2 separate regions of the Homo sapiens genome follow, and region 1 is linked to region 2. A link is a loop called in an ENCODE intact Hi-C map of the cell type or tissue named here. Cell type or tissue: tibial artery. All regions are shown on one strand. Links, peaks and the distances in the headings refer to the core of each region. The heading gives the core; the rest is flanking DNA. Region 1 overlaps LOC102724861 (a long non-coding RNA gene). Region 2 holds the start of LOC102724861 (a long non-coding RNA gene).

Region 1 (15,793 bases), core at 4,734-12,733, 49 kb after region 2:
TAATATTTATATCAACATTTGTATTTATACATAATTTATAGATTAATAGATTTACTATTAGGATGTGTTTGGCAACATAGTTGAGAAAGGGGTAAAGGGGGGTAGAATGCACTTTAATTGAAGAAAATAAACAGTTCACTGAACCAAGAAAAAAAAGTATGAGATTTTACTTTCTTCTCAAGTAAAGCTTTATGGGTTCAAATTAGTTTACCTTTGGCACAACTTAATTTAAGCCCAAAACACTTACAAGTGTAAAGGTTTCTTTGATGTTATGACTCTCACCGGATTCTGTGTTGATGTGTAAAAAGCAATGAATCTGAATGAAGGCAAAATAGGTAGATTTAAGTGCCCATTAAACATGCTCTTTACAAGTAAAGGATTCGTGGTTAGAAAAAATGTTTTACCTTTCAGGTACTTGCAGGAAAAAAAATGTGTGAATATAAGTTATTACATTTTAGAAGGAGTTGATGGAATTCAAAACATTTCAGAACCTAAATTTGTGAAGAACACGCATACATCCCTTTGGGATCCAAAATAACTGGATTTTAAAAGTGAAGTGATTCTGGTAAGCAAGGATAAATAGTTTAAACCATGTGGTCATATGCCAGTTGACGCCCAAACTCTGATACCAACTTCATTCTAATCCCGAGAGGGATAGTGGATTTTTCAGCAATGAGAGCCCACAAATCTATGACTTATTACTGTTTGATACCACAGTTACCTATGCCTTGCCTACCTTCACAGTGGGCAGGTACTGCTGGCTGACCACCCAGAAGCCCCAGCTGCTAGGATGGGTTGGTGGCAGGGCTGAGGACGTGGCTACCTTCCGGCAGAACCTTGGGAGCCAGCGCCTCCTTCGCCCTGGCTTGTGATAGGAGGTACAACTCAGGATCTTAAAAGCCATGCAAGGCTGCTGTATGAGCAATGGTCTCTTTCCAATACCTGTTGGTTTATGTCCATCTGTTGAGTGGGATAAATAAATTGGCTTTGGTCTGCCTGCCTGCCTGATAGTTTTAGTTACCTGAATGCAAAAAGCTTTATTTTCATCATAAAATAGGAGTGCGGGCAAGGTTTGAGAGGTATAGCTGAGTGTAAACAAGTACACCAATCCCACATACATAGTCGGTAGATCAGCATAGATTCCAGACAGCCAGGCAGAAACATGTTCAGAAGTGAGTATGATGGGCCCAGAAGTCTTATCTTTACAACTCCTGTTTCTCTGACTGTGGCCTTCGTTTCTTCTCTTTACTATGCTTGGAAGGCTTTACCACTTGTGCTTAGCCTTACATTTTCCTGTGCCTACGGGTGGAAATCCAGTTAATACAAATAGTTTGATGGGGAAAAATGGTTTTATGCCTGAAAATGGAAAAAAACATGTAAATGTATGGGAAGCAAGCTTATAGAAAAACCACTTTATTCCTGCTGAAAGGCATGGTGGAAAATGTGATGACCAGGATTATTCCAGGAAGAATTTCCAAGCCAGTTTTTAAAATGTGAACCGTGGATAAGATGGTTGATTTCTGGTCAATGATTTCAGAAGTTATTCCCAAAGATTTCATGGATAACCTGAAAATTATCTTTAAAAATAAAGTAAGTGCCAGATTGACACAACAGGAATCTTGCTGACTACCCTAAATTTGCTCTTGAGGGAACAGATACTATAATTGTCATGACCTTGAGGTAGCTAAGGAGGCCTCTGGTCTCTTTCAATTCAATATGGTAGGCTTACTTTAAAAGTTACCTTGCGTTGCTTCAATCGGAAAGTTCAGCAAGGCCAGCCTTAGACACATCGGTAATTAACATGTAATTCTGGAACTGTTTAGAAGAACTTTAGTTCATCACTGCTTCTTCCTACTCACTTCCTAATGGCAAAATCCCATTATCTAAGCTTCATTCTATTTGCTTACAACTTTAATCTTTGTCAAAATTCAAATAATCATTGAAAGACAACACTTAAAGCTGCATACTGGTATTTCTCAAACAGAAGTCTGCAGACCCACGTGAATTCTCTTGTATATTCTTTATATAGCTTCGTATTTTTATCCCTGTGATAATACAATATTTTTATTAATTATAAAGTCAGAACTCTTTTGCACTGGTAATTGGCAATTGTAAGACATCCATTTTGGGGGAAGTGAGAACTTTTTAATTTAAAGAAGGTTCTGGCATTTTTCAGGTTTGGAAACACAGCTGCACGCCAGTATAAATGGATGGTTTTATGGGGGCAGGGGGCAGGCAGTTATGTGTTATTAGGAAGAAAATGAAGGTCCCAGTGAGGAAAGCAATGTTGTAAGGACAACGAGGACAGTGAAGACAAACGTTCTTCCTTCAGTGCGACACATGGGATGGCTTTTTGAGGTAGAGCTAGGTTCTCTGACTGCTGCAAACAGTGGACCAACAACAAGTGGAAAATTGAACTAGAGTGAAACCAGGAATAAATGTAGGACTACGGGTGGGACTGAAGCGAGGAGTGGAGCCGTCATTGATGGCCTGGAAGCAGATCCTTGGCATTGTCTTTCCTTTATAAAATCATCCATGCTGTCTCTCTTTTAGCAAGCTGTTTATCTTGGGACTTCTGCACAGCCAGCTGAATAGAATATGGGGCCAAGAAAATGGAAAAGCTAAATCATGTGAGGTTGTGTCAGTTGTTCAAGATCACACAAGAAGGTATAGTAATAGCAAAGTCAACAAGCCACAGGGCTGTCCTGGCTTCCTGCTCACAGTCCTAGCCTCAGATAATTCATATCCCTAGTTCCACCTCTGGCATGCACTCCATGACCTGGTATTATCTAATCAGTCCTAAAACGAAAGGTGTCACACTTTAAAATGGTCTTTCTATTCCTTCACGCATTCACTTCCTTGAGGATTTAGATTGTTGCTGTTTTTATTTCATTTTTCCTTTCTTTTTAAGAGTGGAAGTGTTGTATAGATAACCTTTATCTTCAGCCTTTAAATGAGATTATAACTGAAACTGGGTATGGCAAGACTCTTGCTTTTTTCTTCCTTCTAATATGGGGAAGGATGACCTTCAGGAAAGACTTTATAGCCCCCAGGGGTCCTCACTTCTGATTACAGTGGTTCTTAACTTCTGCACCATCGACCCCTTTGCCCATCTAGGGGAGCCTATGGACCTCTTTTCACAACGATATTTTTTAAAGATTAAAATAAAACAGGCTGGTATTGGTGGCTCAGGCCTGCAATCCTAGCATTTTGGGAGGCAGAGGCGGGTGGATTGCTTGAACTCAGAAGTTTAACACCAGCCTGGGAAACATGGTGAAATCTCATCTCTACAAAAAAATTAGCTGGGCATGGTTGTTCATACCTGTAATCCTGGCTACTTGCGGGGCTGAGGCGGGAGGATCGCTTGAGCCCAGCAAGCAGAGGTTGCAGTGAGCCAAGATTATGCCACTGCACTCCAGCCTGGGTGACAGAGTGAGACCCTGTCTTAAATAAATATAAAACAAAACACACAGAATGACAGAGTCATAAGGGAAGCTAATTACACTGAAGTATAGTTTTCAAAACATCAAAGCACCAATTTTTTTACATGATGATGTATGTACTTTATTAATACTTAACTAATAAGGAATGGTGGGAAGTTTAAAAACTATGATAATTTCAAAATAGTGATGACGATAAGTGGTATTTGAAGATATTGCAACTATTGCAATGTGATATAAAAATCTATCGCAAGGACAGAAAACCGAACACCGCATGTTCTCAATCACAGGTGGGAATTGAACAATGAGAACACTTGGACACAGGAAGGGGAACATCACACATCGGGGCCTGCGGTGGCATTGGGGGAGGGGGGAGGGATAGCGTTAGGAGATATACCTCATGTAAATGACGACTTAATGGGTGCAGCACACCAACATGCAGATGTATACATATGTAACAAACCTGCACATTGTGCACATGTACCCTAGAACTTAAAGTATAATAATAAAAAAAATCTGTGATTTCTATTCCCGATGAATCACAGTAAGAGTCCCTGTGGTTTGTCGCTTACATTTATAATGGAAGCAAATAGTAATTTCATCTGAGGTTAGGGAAAATAAAGATGTTTCTTTTTAAATTCCAAATTCACAGACTCTCTGAATTCTATCCAAGGACCCTAGGTTGAGAACCCCTGGCTTAGAAGATTTGATGCAATGTTAGACCTGATAAACTTTCTTGTTGTTTACCTGTGAGGACAGATTTTTGCATGGAAGATTCAAGTGAACTTTCGAATCCTTTCCCTCAATTTTCCCTCCAAATTTTAATTTTTCATATGCAAAGGTACAACTAAGCAACCTTTGATATCATGCCAGGAAACTGGCAAGATTGATTCCAGCCATAACCTTATTTCCCTCCATTTTCTTGATGTGTTAAACATCAGAGAGGCTGGAATTGGTGCTGCCTTGGCCAAAATAACTGAATGGCCTCTGTCTTGGGGGTTTGATTCCCTGCTTCTTCTGGCAACTCCTTAAGCGAGGGAGTGTATATACCACGCCATTCCCACATGTTTATATGTTTTTCCTTCAAAGGATTTCTTAAAACAGATGTTGCTTTTCTAGGATAGAAGTCTTCGGATGCTGTTTGTTCACAGAGAGCAGATCATGCTGTTTCTGACTTTGAGTTTGGGGAAACAAAATCCAATTCTACTGATGTTGGCTTTTCCATTGGAATTCTTGGCCACAGTGTACATAGGTATAAGCACATGCCCACCTAAATCTACTTTCAGTCTTCTCAACAATCTATTTTGAGTAATATATGCTTTACATGTCTATTCTAATTATTTTTACTAACCCAAACATTGTTTCACTTATGTACTTAGGATTTATAAAGAAAGTTCTCTTATTAGCTACACAGTGTTCTGCCTGCCACCGTGAGTCAGAGGCAAAGGAGAAAACCTGAAAAATTAAGGCAAATGAATTCTTGAATTTTATGACCGTGCAAAGTTGTTTCTAGGAAATTAAGGAATTTCAAACATTTAACAAATGCGATGGTTGCTGTAATTATACATCAAAAGACAAGCTACTTCACCCAAATACGTACCTTGCATATAACTTGGATGTTGTTATTGTTTAATTAAAAGTATGGGTACATTTCTTTTAATCTTGACTCTAAGCCAGTGTTCTCCATCATGAATATGGGTGTTGCTTAAAGTGGCATGTATTATTAGTACAGCTCTCATTTGGTGTCTTTGTGCCATGACTCGCATGCTGTTTACATTCAGAGACCATATGTCATCTGTTGCTCTGTGTGTCCTTAGCCACCTCGAAAGACTTGCAAGGGGTGTTCTGGTAAATGCTTAACAACTGGCTCTCCAGGGGCAATAAAGTCCAAATTTGTAGAATTTGCCAATTTTTGTGGTGTAAATCTTCCCACCATAGATAATTTCAAGCTACTAAAATGATTTCACTGAACACAGGGTGAGGAAAAGATGAGTACAAGTGGCTCTTGCAAGTCAGGGTAAGCCAGTTCCAGCACCTCACTACAGGACCCACTCTTCCCTGTGGCTGAGAGTTGTGATAGTCTATATCCAGGATTTTGTTCATTTTGCTTTTGTTTTTGCTCCTTTTTTTGTTTACACTCAATGCATACTGCAGTATCAGAGACAGAAAGAGAATAAGAGGAAAACATCCAGGTAAAAACTCTCTGATAATACTTTCTCTCGAAGCTGATTTCTGGGACTGTGGTTTTGATAACAGCTTCATATGGCCTATTATAGGCAGATTTATGTTCTGTTTTAATGGTGTTCATTATTAGTGATGTCACCTACTAAGTGACTTCAGAAACAAAGGTGATGTCTGGTAAAGATGCAAGTCTTACACCTACGTCAATCCAAGTCTCCCATCAGCTTTTTGTAGGCCACACATATTCTAGTTAACTGGGGAAACCATAACAATTTCTCCTGATTAGGCAGAGTCCATGGCTCTTTTCCAGTATTTACGAATGTATTATCTAGAACGAGATGTTCTTCAAGCAGAAAAATTTCATCTTTAAAATATTTTTAGCATTCTAGAATCCTATGAGTTGAAGTCAAAATGCATTATGTCTACACTACTCTTCCGATCTCCCAAATCTGTCAAAAGGGAAATGGCATTGATACAACATGGACCCACACTGGCTTTTAATGTGTACCACATTTTTTTCTGAAATGTTTGTAAACTCTCTATTCTGGAATTATAGAAAGGATACTGACCAATGGCTTCTGGAATTCAACTTTTTCAATCTCTTCTTTGAAAATTGAGACTTTCAGGGGTTACATAGCTAAGTAACCCAATCAATCTATATTTTTCCTCACTGAAAAAAACACTGTTCTAGATTGTAAAATATAATTGTATATTGAGATACAATTCATATACCATATAATTTTACCTTGTTAAAGTATGCAACTCCATGCTTTTTAATATATTTACAGAGTTGTGTGGTTATCACCACTGTCCATTTTAGAACATTTCTATCATTCATAAAAGAAACTTTGTACCCATTTAATAGTCATATCCTATTCTTCCTTCCCCATGAGCCCAGGAAACTACTAATCTACTTTCGTCTCTATAGATTTGGCTATTCTGGACATTTAAACTAAATAAAATTATAAAATATTAGGTGCAATTAGTAACTGCAACAACTGCAGTTACTTTTGCACCAACCTACTATGTGGTCTTTTGTGACTGGCTTTTTTTACTCAGAACACTATTTTCAAAGTTCATCCAAGTAGTAGCCTGTATCAGTGCTATCAATCAGTACCTTATTCTTTTTTTGCAATATACTTTGAAAAAAGTTTCTTTCCTTCTGTGTATTATCTTTTCACCTACTTGATAGGGCCCTTTGTAGCACAAAAGTTTTTAATTTTGACAAAGTTCAATTTTTTAAAAAAATTTCATCTGTTTTTGTATTTTTTTGTGTAAGTATTCATTGTTTAACCGAAAGTCACAAAGACTTATGCCTGTGTTTCCTTCTGATAATTTTATAGATTTAACTCTTACATTCGAGTCTCTGATCTATTTTGTGTTAATTTTTTTTGGGGGGGAGTGTGAGAGTGAAAATTCTATTCTTTTGCATGTGAATGTCCAGTTGTCTCAGCACCATTTATTGAAAAGACTATTCTTTCCCCATGAATTATCTTGCCACTCTTGTTGGAAATCAGTTGACCATTGAAACATATTTTGATCTAAGTAAATGGGAAACTTAAGGAACTCTAAGTCAACACTCAGGTGAGTTAGGAGCAAGGCAACTTTCTTGCCAGTTCTTCAAGTATCATTGAGGTTAAATGTAACCTGCACAACACAAAGTGAGGAGCTGTGCACCTGTGTCAGCCTGAAAGAGAGCTTTAAGACATTGTCTTTGACGCTATTCTGTTACATTTGAATGAGGACAAACGTTTACCAAACTTTCAGAGAATTCAAATCTCAAGACAGGTATTTAATACTCAATGTAATAGAGTTAAAATTCAAAATACTCTTCAGAGACCAGAAAACTAGATTGAAATAAACAAAATGAAGGCAGCCTGGGATAAATAGGAACACTTAGTTTCTAAAATTAATTACACAAGTATTGGGTATTGGAGGCTTGCCTAGATTTGGTGGTTGATAGTCACATGGTAATCTGCATTAGTTCCTCCATATGTTGGGGGTGACCTTTACATAGCCCCTGGAAGTCCCTTGATACCACCAGGTAATAATTTAGCAAGAAGCTTATGTAACTAATAGGTTTTTTACTATTACTCCTGGGCAAGGTATAACAAAGCCTAAGTGTTCCTAATAAGAAACAGAATATATATATATATATATATATAGTCATGCATTGTATAACAACATTTTGGTCAATGACAGACCACATGTATGACAGTGGTCCCATAAGATTGTAATGGAGCTGAAAAATTCTTATTGCCTAGTGATGCTGTAGCCATCATAATGTTGTAGTGAAAAACATTACTCATGTGATTGTCGTAATGCTGGTGTAAGCAAACCTACTATGCTACCAATCATATAAAAGTAGAGGACAGGGGGGCCAGGTGCGGTGTCTCATGCCTGTAATCCCAGCACTTTGGGAGGCTGAGGTGGGCAAATCACTTGAGGTCAGGAGTTGGAGACTAACCTGGCCAACATGGCAAAACCCCGTCTCTACTAAAAATACAAAAATTAGCCAGGTGTGGTGGCAGACGCCTGTAGTCCCAGCTCCTCAGAAGGTTGAGGCAGGAGAATTGCTTGAACCTGGGAAGCAGAGGTTGCAGTGAGCCAAGATGGCACCACTGTACTCCAATCTGGGTGACAGAGTGAGATTTTTGTCTCAAAAAAAAAAAAAAAAAAAGTATAGGTCCTACAATTATGTATAGTACATAATACTTGATAATGTTAATAAATAACTATGTTACTGGTTTATGGATTTACTATAGTATACTCTACTTTTTTATATTATTTTAAAGTATACCCTTTCTAGTTATATATTTTTTAAGTTAACTGTAAAACAACCTCAGACAGGTTCTTCCAGAAGCAGACATTTTTGTCATAGAAGATGACAGTTCTGGCCAGGTGCGGTGGCTCACACCTATAATCCCAGCACTTTGGGAGGCCAAGGTGGGTTGATAACCTGAGGTCAGGAGTTCAAGACCAGCTTGGCCAACATGGTGAAACCTTGTCTCTACTAAAAATACAAAAAAATTAACCAGGCGTGGTGGCTGGTGTCTGTAAACCCAGCTATTCGGGAGGCTGAGAGGCAGGAAAATCGCCTGAATCTGGGAGGTGGAGGTTGCAGTGAGCCAAGATCGTGCCATTGCACTCCAGCCTGGGTGACAGGAGCGAAACTATGTCTCAAAAAAAAAAAAAAAAAAAAGAAGAAGATAGATGACAGTTCCATGCATGTTATTGCCCCTGAAGACCTTCTGGTAAGACACAATATGGAAGTGGAATACAGTGATTTTTGATAATCCTGATCCTGTGTAGGCCTCGACTAATATATGTGTTTGTGCCTTAGTTTTTAATATAAAAGTTTTAAAAAGTAAAAATGAAAGCTTTTTTAAATAGAAAAGCTTGTAGAGACCAGACATGGTGGCTCATGCCTATAATCTCAACACCTGGGGAGGCCAAGGCAGGAGGATCACCTGAGGCCAGAAGTTCATGACCAGCCTGGGCAACACAACCAAACTCCATCTCTACAAAAAATTTAAAACTTAGCTGGGCATGGTGGTGCACACCCTTAGTCCCAGCTACTCGGGAGCTGAGGAGAGAGGATCACTTGAGCTCAAGATTACAGTGAGCTATGATCATGCCACCACACTCCAGCCTGGACAATGAAGTGAGACCGTGTCTCTCTAAAAAAATTTTTAAATTAAAAATTAAAAAGAGGGAAAAACGTATAGAATAAGGATATAAACAAAGAAAATATTTTCGTACAGCTATACAATGTGTTTGTGTTTTCAGCTAAATGTTATCACAAAAGACTCAAAAAGTTAAAAAAAATCTAAAAAGTTTATGAAGTAAAAAAGTTGTACTAAGCTAAGGTTAATTTATTATTGAAGAGATAAAACTATTTTTAATAAATTTACTATAGCCTAAGTGTAGAGTATTCATAAAGTCTATAGTAGTGTATAGTAACGTCCTAGGCCTTCACATTCACTCACCACCCACTCACTGACTCACCCAGAGCAACTTCCAGTTTTGGAAGCTCCATTCATGATACGTGCCTTACAAACAAGGACAACTATTTTAACTCATAAAGTTACAAAACAGGTAATATAAAAGGCTGTTATTAGAAATTACTATGGGGAAAAAATTTGTATTCTAAATAAGATTATAGAATAGCCAGAACATTCTTTTCATCTCTATCTAATAACTCCATCATTCCACCACAGTTACGTGGTAACTTTTTGAGAATCCAGGAGTGAAGTACTAGGGCCAAGGAAAAAACTCCCCCTTTACCCTCTGAAGGTTTGCTGGAAAATCAACTGACTAAAGGCAGACTGATAGGAGAAAAGCCATGTAAATATATTAACATGCACGGGGAGAACCGCAAAGTGATTATCCCAATCCCTCATTGGGGTACAAAAGCTTATATATCATCTTGAGGTTACAGAAATAATGAGGGCTCAGAGCATGGCCAAAATCAGGTTATCACGTTATGGTGGCAAGACAGGTTATAGGAGGGAGAGAAGAGGAGGCCTGGCTAGCAAAGGTGGTCTTGTTATGAGGGGACCCAAAAAGTTCATGAAAAATGTGTATTATGAAAACACTTTACATGGGTTTTAATCGTTTTTGCACCAAAGTAAACTCACACTAACTTGTTATAACATGTTCTGACTGAACAGGCTCTAGTTTGAGGCACTAAGAAGAATAAAGAATCAGTTTGAAAGGAACCCTTATTAGAGCAACATGAATTCTGCTAAAATTGAAGAAAGAACAAACAATGAATTCATGGTGATGCTTTAGTGGAAGAATGGTGAAATCATTGATTCTGTACAACAAATTTATAGAGATAATGCCCCTAAGAAATCAACAGTTTACAAATGGATAACTCATTTTAAAAAGGGATGAGATGATGTTGAAGATGAAGCCAAAAGTAGACCATCAACATCAATTTGCAAGGAAAAAATTAATCTTGTTTGTGCCCTAAGTGAAGAAAATTAATGTTGTTTGTGCTCTAAGTTTGTGTTGTGTTAACAACATAAACAACAGCCAATACCACAGACATCTCAGTTGACTCTGCTTACACAATTCTGACTTAAAAATTAAAGTTCAGCAAACTTTCCTCTCAGTGGGTGCCAAAACCATTACACCCAGATTAGCTGCAGACAAGAGCAGAGATTTCGATGAAAAAATATATATCTTTTGAGACTAAGTCTTGCTTTGTCACCCAGGCTGGAGTGCAGTGGTGTGATCTTGGCTTATTGTGGCCTCTGCCTCTGTGGTTCAAACTATTCTCCTGCCTCAGCCTCTCGAGTAGCTGGTACTACAGGTGTGCGACACCATGCCAGGTTAATTTCTGTAATTTTAGTAGAGACAGGGTTTCACCGTGTTGGCCAGGCTGGTCTCGAGCTCCCGACCTCAAGTGATCCACCCACCTCAGGCTCCCAAAGTGTGGGATTGCAGGCATGAGTCACCACACCTAGCCTTCAATGGAAATGTTAAACATGTGGGGTCAAGAACCTGAAGCATTTCTTCAAAGAATTGTAGCAGGAGATGGAAACGTCCTTACCAGGACCATCTAGAAGACAAAGCAGAAGCAAAGCAATGGCTACTAAAGTAGAAGTGGCCCAGTCAAAGCACAACTGGACTGGTCAAGGGCAAAGGCCATGGCAGTGGTCTTTTGGGATGCTCAAGGCAGTTTCCTTGTTGACTTTCTGGAGAGCCAAATAACAACAACATCTGCTTATTATGAGAGTGTTTGAGAAAATAAGGCAAAGCATTAGCAGAAAAATGCCTAGGAAAGCTTCACCAGAGAGTCCTTCTCCACAGTGATGCTCCTGCTTATTCCTCTCATCAAACAAGTGCATTTTTGTGAGAGTTTTGATGGAAATTATTAGGCATCCACCTTACAGTCCCAGTTTGGCTACTTCTGAGATCTTTTTGTTTCCTTATCTTAAAAGAATCTGCAAAGGGTGTCCAGTTTTCTTCAGTTAATGACAGAAAAAGGACTCCATTGACACGGTGAAATTCCCAGGATCTTCAGTTCTTTAGGAATGGACTAAATGGCTGGTATCATTGCTTGCAAGTGTCTTAACCTTGATGTGTCTTATGTTGAGTAAGAAAGTTTACACTTTTAATTTTTATCTTTGAAGTCCATTTTTCCAAGAACTTTTTGAAGTCTCTTCATATGTAGATGAAACCTCACAGACAGCAGCCTTTAGAGAGACTAGATGATAAATGTTTTTTTCAGACCTTCAAAGGTGTCGAACTCTCAGTTAATCTTTCCTAGATCTGGACAAGGGAAGCCCTCAGAGATAGCCTGGCTGCATCAATACAGATTCTTTACAGATGCAAATCAACCCCTCTGCCCTTCCTCCACACCCCTACAAAAGACAGCTTTGCAGGGCTACTTCTGTTTGCAGGCGCTCTGAACAGCCATCTTGAAATAAGTAAAGAAGTATATTTTGGGGTGAAATATTTGTACTTCCTTCAAGGTCTTGAGCATTGCCCTCTGTCTTGTGGCCCTATCACTAGTCACAGGGATCTAAAACTAATTGAATTGTTGAAGAACCTACATTTTTAGACATAAGGTCCAGATTTGGTGTAGTTAACTCTGACATTACCTCTAATAAGATACGAAAGGAAAATACAGCCTTGAGCATCCCCTGCCTCTTGTATCCTTTGGCTTAGCTAGAATACAGTGTTCAATTCTGAGTGTGAAGGCATCAAGGTAATACTAACAAATTAGAGAACATTCAAGGGAAGGCAAAAGAGACTGTGAAATAGGAAGCATGTCAGATGAGTAATGTTTGAATAACATTTGGAGAAGCAAAGACTAAAGATGTGATAAACATATTCAAATATTAGAGTAGCTATTATGTTTTACAGAAGTATATGTAAATTTTTGCTTTCGGATTTCATACATCAATACTATGAACAATGGATATGTATATTTTTACTCAGACTAGTGAAGAGCATTCTAACAACTACAACTGTACGGCCAAGAAAGGGCTGCCTTGTGAGGGATGAACATGATTTCTGACCCCTCTGAAGGAAAAATTGTATGTTCACCTATTGGGATACTATAAAAGAGATAGAAGAGATGACAGGGCAAGACCCCTCTCAAATATAAATGTCTATAATTCTCTCTATCCATTATTGCCATAAAGCTATGGGCATTTGGCTGTAAACATAGGTTTTCTTCCCAATAACTCAAGGGACCTAATGACACCATTATACTCTGCTCTACCCTGGGATATTCAGCTGGGTATTCCTTTTCTCAGTCAGCCAGAGCCCATATTATATATGGCTTCTCTCCACAATGGTATCAAAGCTTATTTATCTTTCCCCAACCCTGTTTTTAAAATTAGAACATCTGGTCTTTGGTTTTGTATTACATTCATTGGAGAAGTCCATTCCATTTTATTTAAAATTTGAGCAGCCTGGATTTGGGTTCACATTTAGTGAAACTTGCACCCTTTGTTCTTTCCATTTATAAGGTTCTTTCCCATGACCACTCGTTGGAAGCCTTGTGGTCAGTTACAAACACTAGTTTTGCCCCTGAGTCATGTTGTTAAATTCTCCACCCCAGCTCTCACTTCAGTGGTGTAGCTGGGAGGACATAGGTCTCTGAGAGGATCTATCTTCTGGTGGGTGGACAGAAGTTAGGTAAGATAAACATGAGCTTCTTCCTAAAATGTGTTACTGGAAGAGAGTAAAATGCCGCCGTAGAACATCTGTTTTTAAAGTATATCCCAATTAGTCTAGACCAACAATGCCAAATCTGGTAGTACTGCTTAACTCAAAACACTAATATTCAAATATGACTAATCTCATGCATGTCTTGACTGTGAGCAGAGTATAAAAACTACATCTCTTCTTTTTGATCCTTGGGCTTCTTTTAATCTACAAGGAAATCTCTGATCTTAGAGTTCAAGTGGTGGCCTACACACACACACAAACACACACACACACACACACAAATACTTCTGACAATTCAGTAACAGCATGCCTTTTTTGGTGATTGTTGTAAAATTTGAGATGTCAGCTTTGTATATTGATAAATTATAAAATAACTTTTCTAGTCTTTTCCTTCTTAAACATTCTTCTCTCTTAAACATACTACACAAAATACCAGTTACAGATAAATGGCCAGAAAGAGGAAACTCTTACTATTTTTTTCAGTGCTGTCATCATGAAAATATAATGAAATGTGTTGTATTTCTGATGGAGGAATCAAAGCCACATATCGGTACATGTAGTTCAAATGATTCAACTCAAAGGGGAATGCTAGTTTGCCACCTTTCTCCCTTCTTCCACTAAAAAAGCATTGAGTTAAGAGACATTTTTACATCTTGCGGCTGATGAAAGAAGGAAAATTGGCATATCCTAGGCAATTAATTTCTAAAGGCAGGTGAAAGTTTAGATAAAAGACCCAAATGACTTCTTCCTTCAATCTGAAAATAGTTCTCAGAAATATTTATAATTCATTAGACATGAGCCAGTGAGGAGATAATAGCTTTGAAATATGGGAGTGTAAATATGCATCATCAGTGTAATAGTTCCCCTAAAAGAGGAAAATAATTTTTAAAAGTCTTGGGGAAATCAGCAGAGTGAGGTGCAAAGGAGACTTGAATTCTGATCCTGCCTAGCTCTGTGAGGTGGAACAGGGGACTGAACCCCACTGAACCTGTTTCTTCACCTGTAAAACAGACATTCTAAGTGTCACAGCATAGAATTATTGAGAATATTTAATAAATTAACATCTATAAGTTGATTGGCTTAATATTTAGACTCCCTACCTTTAGCAAACAGAAATAGATCTTTGATAAAAATTTAAATAAATTGGAATTTAATATCTTATTTTTAAACTTTTTTATGATTGAATGTATCTTTTTAAAGATACATCGTGTGTTTGTGGTTCAAAACGAAGATAATATTGGATGGTGTTTTTGTGTGTAAGTATTTACAGATATTCACATATGATCATACACACATAATTTTCATTAATAAATAGAAAAATAGTACCACTCAATAACTACTAAAGGCCTACCCACGAATGACTTAATATTCCTTAATGATCACATCACATACTTGATGAGTTTGGACTGTGAAGTGTAAAATTTTATACCATAATATCTTCAGCCCCACTGAAAACACAGATAGCTCGCATCCTGCATCATGTGGTAGACAGCCTTCTCAGGCAGCTAACCCAAAATGGAGGCCATTGGCACTTCCGCAGGGTAGCAATTAGGAAGCCTCACTTTGCCGACAGGGATCACTGCTGGGTGAGTTTTGATTTTAAGTAATGCCAAACTAGGCCATCTACTCTAAAAAGCTATAACTAGTTATAGCTTTGTAGAAAATGTTGGAATCAAACAGAGCTGGTTTAGGAGCCTTGAGGTATTACTAGTTACTCAGTCTTGAGGATACTGCTTTATTTATCTGAGCTTCCATTCCCTACTTGTGGTGGTTAATTTTACTTGTCAGCTTGACTGGGCTAAGGCATACCCAGAGAGCTGGTAAAGCATTATTTCTGGGTGTATCTGTGAGGGTGTTTCTGGGAGAGACTGGCATTTGAGTCAGTGGCTTGAGTAAGAAAGACCTGCCCTCACCCAATGTGGATAAGTACTATTCGATTCATTGAGGGCTCAGATAAAACAAAAAGGCAGAGAAAAGGTGAATTCTCTCTTTCTTCTGGAACTGGAATACCCATCTTCTCTTGCCCTTGGACATCAGGACTCCAGGTTCTCTGACCTTTGTACTCTGGGACAGCAGTTCACCCAGATTCTCAGGCCTTTGGCCCCAGACTAAGAGTTATAACATCAGTTCCCCTGGTTCTTAGGTCTTCAGGCTTAGATGGAGCTCTGCTACTGGCTCTCCTGGTTCGCCAGTGTGCAGATGGCATATCATAGGACTTCTCAGTCTCCATAATTACATGAGCCAATTTCCATAATAAATCCCTTCTAGTCTATCTATCTATCTATCTATCTATCTATCTATCTATCTATCTATCATCTATCTATCTATCTACCTATTTGTCATCTCCTATTGGTTCTTTTTCTCTGGAGAACACTGACTAATACACCAATCTATCAATAAGTGCCAGACTACTTGCCGAAAATAAAAATTGTGTTTCATCTTGTAACAATTCTCTCTTTGCTATTTTTACTAAAACTGAA
Region 2 (15,793 bases), core at 2,976-10,975:
TCCCTCCCTCCTCTGTCTGTCTTTCTTTCCTATTACAAGTAATAGTAAAGCAGCAAGGACTTTCTTATGAAAAAGTATTACTAGAGGTTAAATTCTGAGAACTGGGCGAAAGGTATGTCAATTCAATATTTTCATAAATATCACCTAATTGCTTTATAAAAAGTTGTATCAATTTACAGGTCCTCAAAAAGTTCCAAAAATGCATCTTTCTGCATAACCTCATCAACAACAGATATTTTTAACTTTTTAAAATTATTGTTAATAGATTAGTAAAAATGATACTTTATTTGTATTTACTTGTACAATATTATTGTTGTGGCTGAAAATCATTGTATAATTTTGCATTAAATAAATTTTTGCTGTGCATATGTGAATTGGGGGATACAATAGTCAGGTGTCTGAATTCTCTTGGAAATTTAATGAAGGGCCAGTGGCTGCTCCGCTGTCAGGAGTAAAGGAGAGATGGTCATTAGTTTGTTTAGGAAATGGCTGTATGAGTGTTTCCCATTGCTGTGGTCTGAATTGGTGTTCCCCCCAAATTAATATGTCGAAGCCCTAATTCCTAGTGTAGCTGGAGACAGGGTCTGTAGGATGCAAGGTTAAATGAAGTCATAAGAGTGGGCCCTTAATTCAACAGGACTGTGGTCTTGTAAAGAAGAGAAATCTCTCTTTCTCTCTCTCTCTGTCATGCTGTCATGTGAGGACCCAGAGAGAAAGCAATCATCCAGCAAGGAAGACAAGTCCTCACTAGAACCCAACTGTGCTGACACCTGAAGAAGGAAGTGACAATTCAGGGATAGGAAGCTCCCAGTAATGAGCGCTCTTGAAAGAATCCATGAAAGTACCCAAAGAAGAGTCAGTTGCAAACATCTTTTATGTCTAGAAAAGCACAAAGATATCTTACGATGGTTGTGGTCCATGTTTTCATCTACAGATGGAGAACTTCACTCACCGAATATATTTTGGTGGGACAGTGGAAGACAAAATTAGCACTTTAATTCCATGGCATAGGTCTAAAATGCTCAAATGAGTGACTCCCAAATGGAACTCCCTAGCCCAGAGTTTCTTGTGAATTCCTCACCCACCATTTTGAAGCCTAGGCTTCCTACCTCTCTTCTCACTGTTTAAGATGTTTCAAAATGCAAACATTTAACATCAGAATTAACTTTCCCTATTCCCCTTCAACCAAGCTCCCATCAAAGTTGAAGAAAGAGAACTCTTTTCATGCTGTTGCTTATTTCATAAACTTGGGAGCCAGAGTCATCTTTGTGCTTTCTTCTCACTTACCTCCTCTCCACCCCCAAATAAGTTCTATGAATAAATATACTTCACACCACCCACTTCTCTTTATCATCCCTGAGTCCCAGCCACCTTTATCTTCTGTCTGGTCTATTGCATTAACATATTTACTGGTCTCCTGCGTCGTCTTTGGCTCCTTCAAGTTTATTCTCTTACATAGTGGCCCGAGTGATCACAAAATAACAATCTGGTCATGCCTCCTCCTTAAAGCCCTTCATTGTTTCTAAATTGGTCTTGAGATAAAGATCCAAATCCTGAACCTCATCTGTGAAGCCCTTAATATCTGACACTTGCCAACATTGCCAGCACCACTTTCCCATTTTCCCATCACTTACCACCCAATGGCCTTCAGTTAAAACTTAATTTCTTTCCTGATCCCCCAAATCAAACTACATTCCTCTTCTATGCACTCTACTAGTATTTTATTTCCCCTCTTTTTTTTTTTTCTTTTTTTTTTTGAGACGGAGTCTCCCTCTGTCGCCCAGGCTGGAGTGCAGTGGTGAGATCTCGGCTCACTGCAAGCTCCGCCTCCCGGGTTCACGCCATTCTCCTGCCTCAGCCTCCCGAGTAGCTGGGACTACAGGTGCCCGCCACCATGCCTGGCTAATTTTTTGTATTTTTTAGTAGAGACGGGGCATTTCCCCTACTTTTATAACCATTTTGTAATTGTAATTAAATAGATATTTATGTAATTATTTGTTTATTTAATATTAAGTACATATTTATGTAATTATTTCTTTAATGTTTAATGTTAGTCTCTGTCACTACACTATAAGCTCCATGAAGGCAGGGATGATACTTATCTGTTTTCCACTGTATCTCCAACACCCATTTGAGTACCTGGCACATAGAAGGGACTCAGTAAATATTTGTCACATAATTGACAAAGAAAAATCTGATACTAAAGTCATATCAGAGGAGGTTCAGGGAGTATATTCCTAAGCCATGGGCATAAAGGTACTCAACTTCTGTGCCTCATGTGTTTCCTGAAAGAGCCAATTTAACGTTGAGCCTATATGTCTATCCTAAGAGTTAGGACTCAGATATTAATAGGGTATCCAAATAGAGATAGAATTATTTCCACCATTAACTCAATATAAGCAAAAGGATGCCCATCTTCACCTAAGATCCAGTGTAGATCTTGGGTCACTTCTGCTAAGAACATCAATGAGGGACGGGGTTGGGGGAAGGCAACATACAGATTTTAACATCATCAGTTTTTTTTTTTAAGTCTCTTAACTCTAATAGATGAGGACATTAAAATTAACTTCATGTGTGGCATCCAAAACATGGTGATTTAACTTTGTATAAAGAGAAAAAAAAATTTTGCTTCAACTTTTCACTTTTCTAGAAGCTTATATTAGAACCACTTCAGTCCTTGCCCAAATATGGTGACATAACACTGTAGATTGAAGAAATTGGCTTGAATATATAGTTTGAAATCCAGACTGGATGTAACAAGACCCCAGTGAGTCAGTATGTGATTGTTCCAAAAGTCTGGATGAAGGCCAGTCATTCATAGCTTGCCATTTCCAATGAGATTTCAAAACATGAATACTTTTAGAATCATTATTAAATAACAACAATCAAAATATCTGAAATAACAGTAGCAAATTCTAGTAAAAGATGTAAAATATACGTTCAGATTGCTTAAAATAGCCATTATAATACCATTTGCATCTACCAAGATTATTTCTAATAGCAAAGCCCCATATTCTAAGTTTGACAAGAAAGACAGGGATTTAAAAGAAAGTGTTGACTGTTCAGTATAGGATATAGAGTCAAAGAAATTTGTCAACACACTCAAAATTAGAATTTCTATAGTCACCATTTATTTTTGGACTTTTTCTCGAATGCCAGGCCAATATTTATAGAACCTGGGCTGAGCCGAGTGGTAGCCAGCATCATGTGGCATGTGGCTACCTTGGATGGTGTTTCCTGGATGATTTCCACCCTCCTCCATCCCTCCCAGCCAAAAGTATCCTTTATACCTGCACAGGTTCTGGAATTTTACCATTTGACATCTTGAAATTTCTTAGGGTTAGAGCATCCTGCCTTCCATGAAAATTCAGACATGGCTGGGAAAGGTAAGTAATAAAGACGCGTTATCATCACTGCCAACTTATCTAGAAATAAAAGGCCAGACCATTATCCATTATCAATATGTTAATTCATGCTTACCTCTTCATATTAAATTGTTGGTTATTTTAAAATAAGTATCTGATTTAGCCTCCTTGAGGCTGCACAAACTGCAAAGGTCCTTTTAAAGTGACTTGTAGTTTGTAAAGCACTTTTGTACACACTGTCTCCTGATACAAAACACAGGAGTATTCTGAATGAAAGGACAGAGGCTTGGAAAGAGCTGGCAGCAGTGAGGAACTGAATATATTAGTCTGTTCTCACACAGAAAATAAATACATACCCAAGACTGGGTAATTTATAAAGGAGAGAGGTTTAATGGACTCCCCAGTTCCACCTGGCTAGGGAGACCTCACAATCATGGTGGAAGGCAAAGGAGAAGCAAAGACATATCTTACATGGTGGCAGGCCACAGAGGTTACACAGGCGAACTCACATTTTTAATCCATCAGATCTTGTGCGACTTATTCACTACCACGAGAACAGTATGGGGGAAACCACCCCCGTGATTTGATTATCTCTACCTGGCCCTGCCCTAGACACGTGGGGATTATTACAATTCAAGGTGAGATTTGGGTGGGGACATAGCCAAACCATATCACTGAACATGAGGACCTTGTGTGGCAGTTGGGTGGGACCAGAGAGTCAAGAAGAGAATAAGAAAGGAGTGCGGGTATAGAGGCCCTGAAGTGACCTTTGTTCACATTTAGTTCTTCCCAAGAATGGTCCTGATGTTGGGTTTGCATATACTTATTGGTTCGACAGAAATAGAATTAAAGTGATTTTGAAGGGCTAGGGGAAAAATCTACCTTTCAGGGCTCTCTCTAAATGATACCACTGGAACCAAAAGAAAAGAAGTCAAAAGTTGAGAAACCAACTAAAAGGCCCATACCATATTTCTAAAGTCAAATAAAATAAAACAAAACCCATTCCTGTTTTTCATGTTTGAATCGATAAAAGTTGTGGCTTCTTCTCACAACCAATATATTCAGCTTTAATCAGAAAGCCTTAGTACCAAACTGTAGTTTTCAAGGGTTTGCGTTATTTAACAGAGTGTACAAAAATTTCACCAAGATACACATTAGAGACTGGCCAGTTTAATCATTCCTCAGTTAGCGTATGCTCCCCTTAATGACTGGCAGTATTTTTACTTTGAATTATCCTTGTGCAAAATAAAAGTAATATATCTGCTTTTTTTTCTAATAATGTTTTGGTCCAACACATCTATATTTTGATCATGCAGCAATTTTCTAAATTAAAGTTGACAACCCTCTTTAGTTTCTGCTTATAAACTTTTATGTGATAGATCTGAAAAAAATCTTATGCAATGATGTCATGGTGTCTGTCTGGTTGAATAATGCATTGTCTCATGTGGTGCTGTTTTTTGACATTTCCTACCTCATCTGGGCAGCTCCTTAGAGTAGTAGATCTAAAGACATTCACATCATGAAGCTGGATGACACCAGGCCATTTTGGTAAACTCTAGAAAATTTTATTTGTGGTAAAATAATTTAGTTATTAATGTGATGAACAGGTTTATGTTATGTAACTGAAAAATATCATTAAGATCAAAGCAGTTAAAGTTGTATTATTATATAAGCTCAACTTTATTCAACTTTTTAAACATTATAACATCAGTAATGTAGTCATTCACTTTACCTATTTTGATGGCACATATGATTTGCAGCCTATACTACAGCTTTTCTACTTAAAGATTTTTTTTCTTTTACATGCAGAGTTGAGTTAATCATGATGGCTTACTGTTGTCAACAATCTGTCAACTTTCTTCCCTTATTTTGTTGGTATTACCGTTTTTCTTTTTTTCCTAATCTCTACTCCATTGTTCCTCTTTTACTCCGAAGGCCCCTACTTTAGTGTGTTTGGTTTATAAATCAGTATCCTTATATGTTTTTGAAAAAAAAATGCAGTGTTGTTTTTATGATGCATTTTAAATTACACAAATAGTATTACATCATAGAATGTGTTCAGTTTCTTACTTTTTGCACTCAACACAGTGTTTTTGAGATCTATCCATGTTGCATGTAGCTGTCATTCATGGCTTTTGAGGCTGTGTAGTAGTCCACAGTATAGTAGTGCCATATTTAACCTAGTGATTGGCATATGGGTTGCCTCCAATCCCCAGGTCTCCAGCATGGATCACTAGGTGGATGGGAGTGTCATTCTTTACACAGGAAGTCCAAAAGGAGGAGTAGGCATTATGGGAAAGAGAGTGGTTTGTTTTAGTGCCCAGTTTAAGTTGCCTATAGAGCATCTCAGTGGGTGTATAGAGGAGGCATTTGGCTCTATGTGTGCACCTATAGGCAAATAGCCCAGCTCTGAAGAGACTGTTTGTAGAGAGCATGATTTAGAGTCATCAGCATACATGCTCACATAGATGAGATTACTGGAAGAAGGCATGGTGTGTGAAGAATCAAGGGCTGCTGACAGAGCTCTAGGCCACATCAACATGTAAGGGAGGGTAGAGGCAAGCACTTCTAAGGCATGTGAGTTGTGGTCATTCATAGAAATGATGCTCTAGGCCAAGGGTCAGTGAATACTCTCATGTGAGCCAACTCTGGCCAGCTACTGTTTTCTGTACTAATAAAAATGTTTTTTATTAGAACACAACCTCACTCATCTGTTTAGGTATTACCTGTGGCTGCTTTTGTGCCACAATGGCAGAGTTATCTAGTATTAAAAAAGATTGTATGATCTACAGAGCAGAAAATGTTTACCATCTGCCTTTCTGCCTTTTCTACAGAAAATGCTCGCTGACCCCTAACTAGACAATGAAATTAAAGTGTAAAGCGAGTGACTCTGGGATTCTTAATATTTCATCTTTGTACCACAAACAGGTTATATAATCATAAGTGTATCCTGTATGCTTGATAAGCACACATATTGTAATTCTATAAAAATGTTTTGTGTTCCCTTATTTCTTTTGAATGTATCAGTTTCCCAATATAAATCCACGGGAGTCAGATTTGCTTTTCTGTGGAAAACATAACTTTACTTCTGTTTGCCTGTTATTCTCTGCATGGTGTGATTAAGGTTGAAGAGCTTCTGTATTTATGTATTTCAGTTCCTCTGGGCATGATTACCCATGATTTTATGCAGTGTAAATGCATTAGTAAGAAGGAAAGCTCTTTTTTTATTATGTATTTTAAAAATGCATCTTAAATGCGACAGAAGCCTCAGTAGAAGTGTTGGAAAGTAGATAATGTCAACCTCAGATGAACAACTGTTGCTTTCTATTTCAAGTTTGAGAAACTATTCTCATATAAGCTGATTACTCTCTGCTTTCTTTTACATTCTTCGGAAGGAACTTTTACACGATAGCACTCAGCTTTCGGAGACCCTCCTTTGAAGCTAATCTGTATCAGAAACAAGTTGCAAATATATGAGACTATAAAATTGTGTTTCTATTAACATGTTTTTATTTCTCCTCTTTTAATACTGACCTTTACTAAAAAAAATCATATGTTCAGCAAGCCACCATCATCAAGATAAAGCATCGTCAACTTTTGTCAATATTCAATTCCAAGAAAAGAAACATTTTGTTTAGTCATTTTCTTTGCCTGAACGAGTATATAATTTTTTTACGTGTTCAGTGGATTAAAGAGTATTTGATGCACAGGTGTTTATGTAACCAGATCTTCAACTGAATTCCCAAACTTAATAAAGATGTTAAAATAAGATGCGTACACACACACACACACACACATATAGATGTTCTGAACCCTGACTACACATTGCAATCACTTAGGAGCTCTAAATGAGAAAAAAAAAAATACCGATGCCCGGATTCCATCTCCAGACATTTGTATTTAGTTACTCTGGCGTACCTTTCAGTCATTGGACTTTAAAAAGAAAAGCTCCTAGGCTGGGCGCGGTGGCTCACGCCTGTAATCCCAGCACTTTGGGAGGCCGAGGCAGGCGGATCACGAGGTCAGGAGATCGAGACCATTCTAGATAACACGGTGAAACCCTGTCTCTACTAAAAATACAAAAAAATTAGCCGGGCAAGATGGCGGGCGCCTGTAGTCCCAGCTACTCGGGAGGCTGAGGCAGGAGAATGGCGTGAACCCGGGAGGCGGAGCTTGCAGTGAGCCGAGATCGCGCCACTGCACTCCAGCCTGGGCGACGGAGCGAGACTCCGTCTCAAAAAAAAAGAAAAAAAAAAGCTCCTCTAGGTGATTACAGTATGATGCCTAAATTGAGAACCATTGTTGTAAATAATTAGTTAATGAAATCAATGGGAGGTGTAATAAGAGAAAGTTTAGAGACCATAATAGGAATGTTAATCAATGAATTTGTTACTGAAAAGAAGATAATAAAATTATTTTGAATTGGAGGAGGGCAATTATTATCAGGGCTAGTTATGAAATACGGAATGTGTGGAGTCTTTGAGCTCAGCAAAGTACCTACATGTCATCAAAATCTTGCGCAGAAACAAAGGAAGTAGAGAGAAACAGAATGTTTACATTTTGCAACCTTTAAGATCCAAAAGCGATTGGACTGTGAGCCCCTCTAGATGACCTGGGGAGTGGGCCCCGCCCGCGATGCTACTTACAGAATGAGAAAATCCTAAATGCAAATGAAGCAAATTGTTATTCAGGTGAGAGCAATACATGCAGTACTGTCGAGCACTGTCGTTCTTCAACTTTAGCAAATATCAGAATCACCTGGCGGTCTTGATGAAACACAAGCTGCTGAGCTTTACTCCAGAATTTCTGGTTCAGTAGGTCTGCAGTAGGACCTGAAATTTTATATTTCTAACAAGTTTTCAGGAGCTGCTGATGCCGCTAGTACAGGGCTCACATTTTGAGAACCTCTGGTCTAGCAAGTTGCCACCAAGAATGAAGATTGGGCCAGAGAACAGGGTAAGAGGTTTTTTTTGTTTTGTTTTGTTTTTGCGGGGCGGGGAGGGGGGAGGTGGTGGATGGTAAAATGCTAGCGTATACGTCGTATTGCCTGTCGATGACAATATGATGAACTTGTTGGTTCATTCTGGGTTTGTATACAGCAGTGAAGTGCTAGTTTGCGTCTGTTATCATCTCAACATGTTAAGGTCGTGTTCTTACCTTTGAATAAGCATTTTGATAGTTGTAAGGGCCTTTCCGTTTTCTTATTGTAACACAAATTCTAAGTACTTTTCCTTTGTTGTATTAGAAAAGAAGTGACATTTGACTCAATCATTTCATTCTCTCTAAGCTGAATTAACAAACCACCTAAAGGCATTTTCTTGGTTTTAGATAATGACTACCAAGCAGTACTTGGTAATTTAGCTGTGACAGCGATCTTCATACTTGTAAAGCTCCTTTTGCCAAGTTTCACACCTGATTGGGAGGCAGAGATGTGCTAATATAACTAAGACTCTGTCCACACTTTCAGAAAAGTGTTAACTAAGAATGGCACCCATTCTATGTATATACTTTTGGAAAAAGGAGATTTTCTCATTCCAAGCATTCGTGGGGCTAGAAAAGTACACCGTTCCATCAAGGCTGCGTCTCCTACAAAGAAAGCTCTTGTGAGAGTCCTCAGAATCGTTTCCTCAAGGGAGACTTTTAGAAAATTCCAGTGGGCTTGACAGATATTGGTAAGACATAGTTCAAAACTATAAATTTTACAAAAGGTTATACTGTATTTTTTTTTAATGTGGAGATAAACAGTAACGTTTAAGCCTTCTCTAAGTACAATAGACATTTGGATGAATGTGGCTTTGAGGTTCACTTTTTGCCACTGCTTTTGAAATATGTAACACAACATGTTACTCTAAGATAAAGAATTCATTAAAATGTAAAGAGTTCTCCTATGCAATCGGAATCAATTGCTTCATTTAAGATTTGGGAAGGTAAAAATTGTTTTAGCCTTTAAATGAGGGAAAGTATGATGGATGAAAACAACCTTTTCAAAAAAACAAAACAAAAACAGACATGCTGTTGAAATATAGCAAAACAAGTAAATGGGAATGGAATACTGCATTGAATTTACTTTCTATAAAGCCGTCCGTGCTGGAAATTCACTGCTAGCAAGTGGGAACAAGGTGTTACTTGACTTGGTTTGGCTAATAACCAGCATTTTTGGGAGCACAAATTGTAAGCAATATGGTTTTTTTTTTTTAAAACCCCCATCTTTCGTAATTCAAATTCAATAAATGAAACACTTTCCCCCTCTCCAGATGTCTAACAAAACGAGTCAACATTTTGCCTATTACAGCTAACTGATTATGAAGTATCTAGTTCACAATCTGACAAAAATAAACAAATGCACCAAATTAGAAAAAGAAGCTCAGAGACAAAATTAGTAGGCCATTTAAATGAATCTGATGTGCCTAGAAAACAGGTGAGAATGGTCCTTCAGTCATGCTTGCAGCAATTCTGGGGAAAGTGTTCCAGCTGGGAACGCAATGATTAATTAGAGGTGTGCTTTTCACATCAAACATACACACTTGGCACTAAACAATTCGTCCCAGGTGCTGCGTGAATGATGAGACAAATTCCATGTCTGTCCCCAAAGACTGAGAATTCTAGAATCTCAAGCATAGCTTTTTCTTAGAACTCATGCTATCTTAAAGTAAAATAGATGAATAGAAGTAACACACTGTGAAATCAAGTCTACAATGCATTCAGCGTTGAGTGAAGTCTTGTCTTTCTCCGACGGCGTTTGCCTTCGAATTGTGGGCACCAAATAACATTTGGGACTCTAAGTTGCAGATTTAAAATGTACACTTCCCTTGAAGCATAAATGCTATTAAATAAAAGAACTGGGTAGCAGTGGGTTTTCAAATTCTAGCGTGCTTAAGAGTCCCCTGGAGTATGTGTTAAAAGGGTAGATTGCTGGGCCACACTCCCTAAAGGCTCTGATTCAGAGCCCAAGACTATGTTGTTTATCAAGCAACCTAAGTGATTCTGATTCTGATGGTGTAGGACTATTTGTGGAGCAAAGTTAAAAATTTCTGCTTTCATGCTCTTCTCCGAAAGAGACCCTGCCCACTTTGGAATGTAGACATTCATTTCATTCGTTCAACAATATTTATTGATCACTTAAACCCATGCTAGGCCATAGGGATACAATGGTGAGCAGAACAGCCAACCAATAACAGCTTAGTCAGGCAGCTGATGGTCTTGTAGGGGGATACAGACATTCATCCTTGCATCACACAAATAATTATGAAATTACATCTTTGGTAAGTGTACACAGTAATATGAGAGTGGAGGAATCAATATGACAGCATGCATCTCATGAACTCTGCAAGGGTAAACAAAACTAGCTCTTAAATTTAAATTCTGCAGCGTTCCATTACATGCCTTCCTCCTAGGCAAGCCCATTTGCCAGTATGCTACTCATGCCCTGCTGTGTTGCAGAATGCTGGAAATGGTATCTATGTTCTACACATCTGTGATAAGATAACATGTAAGGCTCTAAACCACAGGCTGAAATCAGAAACATTTTCTTTAAAATGAATCATGCAGTCAAATGAAAGAGCCCAGTGTTAGAGTCCGTGAGGCCTCCAGCAAAAGCTCACATCTTGATCTAGAGGTGCAATTTTCATGAAGATTACAAAAAGTGATTTAAGAATTAGAAGACTTTATAGGCTAGATACTGATGATCCAACAACTCATTCTTTAAACATTGTCTTGGCATCTCAGGTCCTGGGCTAGCTGCTGGGAATGCAGTGGAAAGATTAGACTTAAATGTAAGCCTGGAAACTATGAAACTACTAGAAGAAAACACGGGGGAAACACTCTAGAACACTGGTCTGGGCAAAGATTTCTTGAGTAAGACCTCACAAAGCACAGGCAACCAAAGCAAAAGCTGGACAATGGGATTCCATCAAGCTAAAAAGTTTCTACACAGCAAAGGAAACAATCAACAAAGCAAAGAGACAACCCACAGCATGGGAGAAAATATTCGCAAACTACCTGCATGACAAGAGACTAATATTCAGAATGTTACAGGAAAGGTGTCCTGATCCAGACACCAAGAGGGGGTTCTTGGATCTCATGCAAGAAAGAATTCAGGGCGAGTCCACAGAATGAAGCAAAAGCAAGTTTATTAAGAAAGTAAAGTGGTGAAAGCACAGCTACTCCATAGACAGAGTAAGGCATTCCCGAAAGCAAGAGGAGGAATGCGTCCACCCTAGGTATAATGCTTGTTTATATACAGGATAAAAAAAAGATTATGGGGAGATGTATTGTGCTGTAAGAGTTTGTGATAAAGGATTAATTTTCGTAATTACTATATTTTGCAAGAATCAATATTATTACCTTTAAAGCAAAATTAGGAATGTCTTTGTTCTCAAGATATCGGGATATTAGGACATTCCCACGACTGGGTCTCTTTAGTAAACATTATCAATCTGTTCCCTTAACCATAAACATCTAGAGGCCAGGAATACCTTTCTTTCTGGGAATGCAGCCCAGCAAATCCCAGCCTCCTTGTCCTAGCCCCCACTCAAGATGGAGTTGCTGTGGTTCGAACACCTCTGACAAGAATATATAAGGAGCTCAAACAACTCAATAGGAAAAACCCAAATAATCCAATTAAAAATGGGCAAAATATCTGAATAGAGACTTCTCAAAAGAAGACATGCAAATAGTCAACAGGTATATAAAATATACTCAACGTCACTAATCATTAGAGAAATGCAAATCAAAACTACAATGAGATATCATCTCACTCCAGTTAAATGGCTGTTATCAAAAAGATAGGCAATAGCAGATGCTGGTGAGGCCTGGGGAGAAAGGGAAAAACTTATACACTGTTGGTAGAAGTGTAAATTAGTACAGCCACTATAAAGAACAATGTAGAGTTTCCTCAAAAACACTGAAAACACAGCTATCATATGATCCAGCAATCCCACTGTTGGGCATGTATCCAAAAGAAAGGAAATCAGCATATCAAAGAGATATCTACACTCCTCCATTTATTGCAGCCCTATGCACGATAGCCAAGATTTGGAATCACCCTAAGTGTCCATCAATAGATGAATGCATAAAGAAAATTTTAGTACATATACATAATGGAATATTAGCTGTAAAAAGAAGGAAATCCTGTTCTTTGTGACAACATGAATGGAACTGGAGGACAGTGTGTTAAATGAAATAAGCCAGGCACACGAAGACAAATATCACATGTTCTCACCCATATGTGGGAGCTAAAACAAAAATTGAACTCATGGAGATAGAGAGTAGAATGATGGTTACCAGAGGCTGGAAAGGATAGTGGGGAGAATGGAATAAAGAGGAGATGGTTAATGGGTATACAAAGATGCTGTTAGAGAGAAAGAATAAGATCTAGTGTGTGGCAGCACAATAGGGCAACTGTAGTTAACAATAATTTATTGTACATTTCAAAATAACTAAAGGAGTAGAATTAGACTGCCCCTAATGCAAAGGAATGGTACATGCTTGAGGTGATGGATACCCCAATTACACTGATTTGATCATCACACACTGTATGCTTGTATCAAAACATCACATGTACCCCATAAATAGGTACGACTGTTATGTATCCATAATAATTAAAAATGTAAAAAGCAGAAGAGCAGGCAGCCTGCCCTCAGGGAGTTCACAGTCTAGTGCAGCCATAATCAGTGCACCTACAACCAGTGACAGATGCTTTAATCAACACTGCCCATGTGCTGGGTACTATTAGGATTTGGGAAGCAGAATATGAGTTAGCCTTAAGTGCTCAGTCTAGAGGACAGTGCCTCTCAGTATGTGAGGAATAATCAGCTGAGGACATGGACCTTGAAGTTAGAGAGACTTTGATTCAAATCCCAACTCTACTGTTTTATCAAAGTGACCTTGAGAACATCACTTAGCCTTTCTGAGAACTAGATCCTTCCTGTATGACACCAGGTCAATACTTGGTTTCAGACGTGTTATACCGTAGTTCATATGTAGCAGTCCCTCTGTGCATCATCTGTTTTGACCAGGGTACCAACTCAACACATCCTCACATTCACTATGAAGACTCCACTCTGACCCTACCATTTTAGCAGGATGATTTCACTCAATATTTGTATGGAAAATAATAGGAGGTGCTTATATTTCATTCTCCTCTGTATTTTGTTCCCAAACTGCCCATGTTTTTCCAAAATCTTCTTTCTCCTCTTTGTCCCTTGCCAGTCATGGCTTTGTAAATCTTTTTAGCTTTTTACCATAGTTCTTGATCTCTTCCTTTTAAATGCAGAATTATTTAACCTGGTCTGAACTCCTCCAAGCTTGCCCACCCACATCCTTCCAGTATCATATTCTAGCATCCTTAGAAAAGAAATATATAAATATAAATGTAAATATAAAGAACAATAATTTTTTGTCCCAGAATGTTTAGAAATAATACAGAGTCTGCCCTTCGTGTATGCAGGTTCTATGTCTATGGATTCAACCAATCTTGGACTGAAAATATTCAGGAAAAGAAGGGATGGTTGTATCTGTACTGAACATGTATAGACTTTTTTCTTTGTCATTATTCCCTAAACAATACAGTATAACAATGGTTTACATAGCATTTATATCCTATTAGGTATTATAAGTAATCTAGAGATTATTTAAAGTATATGAGAAGATGTGTGTAGGTTACATGCAAATACTTTGCCATTTTATATAAGGAAATTGAGCACCTGTGGATTTTGGTATCCATGGGGATCCTAGAACCAGTCCCCCATGGATACAGAGGACGCATGTAGAGAAAAAACCAGAGCACAAAGGTGAAGTTGGATGAATGGTCTACAAACACCAACAGGACCTTGACTGATTGTGCCTCTTTGTTCTGATGTTCTATGATAACAATCATGTATTTAGGAAATCGTTTCCATTTGAACAGTTCAAAGCAATGTGTAACGTTTACTATTTATCATATAAAATAGGGAGCAGAGATAACTGTTTTATGGATGAAAAGATTGTAGCACAGAAATATTCCAATGCTCAAAGTCTAGTAATTAGCTAACTCCAAGAAGAAGAATAGAACACTGGTTAGGCATCTGAGGAGGGTGTTGCATAGAGGATGATATACTTCTAAATGAAAAATGAAATGCGTGTTAACTTTAAAGTGTTAAATCCACATGATGTTAAATATGCAGATATTTGGCTTTCTGAATTCACAGCCCAGATCTTTAATTTAAACAGTCATTGAAATGATTTAATATTTTGAAGAGGCCAATTACCTTCTTTCCACCTGAAATTTAGCTTTTAATTGATTACTACACAGTATCTACTTAACATTCTGTTTATAAAAATTTCAGCAATATGGTCCTTATACCCTCAGTATATTCAGCACCAAATCCACTTTGGAAAAGTAATTATAACTGTGCTTTCTGTAAAAAGTGTGAAGAAGGAGAGCTAATTTTTAAAATCCTCTTTTTGATTTGATCTGTTTGAGAGGTTCGAAATGCAAGTGCTTGGTAAAGCAAATGCAAAAACAGAAAAAGAAGTTGTTTAAGTTGAACCTCCAATCCTGTGACTGTTTTTATAGGCCTTGATTAGCAGCAAATTCTAGGATTTTATTTAATAAAAACAAGTCCTCTTTGATTTGATTCCCCTCTGGGATAGACTTAAAAATAATAAATATGCAGTATGTGGTTTCTCTAATTTTATGAATCAAGGCCATTCCTAAATGTATTTTCCAAAATGTTGGTATTTTATTCAATATTGTTAGCCCCCGTCTCCCCATGGAACTTCCTTTGCAGTGACTGGCTTCATGAAGCCCTATTTGAGAAGCCTGCTGTACCCTAGAACCCATGGAGGTGCAGTGGGAGGTGACTGTACAAATAGACCCCTGGAGATTGTTGGTAGCTACTGACAAATATTGTCTTTGATTGCTTTTATTTCCCTTGACTCTACCTTCCTCTACCCAACTCTGTAACTGCTAGAACCCCAATAATGCCACCCCACATAGTTTTTGCAACTTCAAAAATATGTTGTATATCATTGGGAAGGCCAGATGTAGAATATTAGCATGATATATTATTTTAATGTATAAATTGGCCGGGCATGGTGGCTCACCCCTGTAATCCCAGCACTTTGGGACGCCATGACGGGTGGATCAAATGAGGTCAGGAATTCGAGACCAGTGTGACCAACATGGTGAAACCTCGTCTCTACTAAAAATACAAAAATTAGGCATGGTGGCAGGTGCCTGTAATCCTAGCTACTAGGGAGGCTGAGGCAGGAGAATTGCTTGAACCCTGGGAGGTGGAGGTTGCAGTGAGCTGAGATCATGCCACTGCACTCCAGCCTGGGCAACAGAGTGAGACTCCATCTCAAAAAAAAAAAAAATCTGTAATTAATTTCAGCCCATGTGAAGATAATTTGTAGTCTATATATAATTTCACATTAATGCATAAGAA

What was found. Peaks named below come from ENCODE experiments on the same cell type or tissue, not always from the same donor. Only the 100,000 strongest peaks of a DNase experiment are listed, where the experiment ranks them.
Region 1: a loop joins it to region 2, with 2.0 times the contacts of the local background. A loop is called at or near these places in 5 of 110 quality-filtered maps.

Annotation. Positions count from the first base shown.
Region 1 is chr2:215,585,335-215,601,127 of GRCh38, forward strand. All of the region lies in intron 1 of LOC102724861 (a long non-coding RNA gene), which reads left to right. Among named protein-coding and RNA genes, the nearest start is that of LINC01614, 120 kb to the right of the region's middle. In tibial artery, for the core only: no CTCF peak of the experiment used is centred there; no DNase peak of the experiment used is centred there.
Region 2 is chr2:215,538,093-215,553,885 of GRCh38, forward strand. LOC102724861 (a long non-coding RNA gene) reads left to right here and starts at 8,116. Exons shown (of 8, transcript NR_187737.1): 1 at 8,116-8,321. In tibial artery, for the core only: no CTCF peak of the experiment used is centred there; no DNase peak of the experiment used is centred there; H3K27ac peaks cover 614 bases.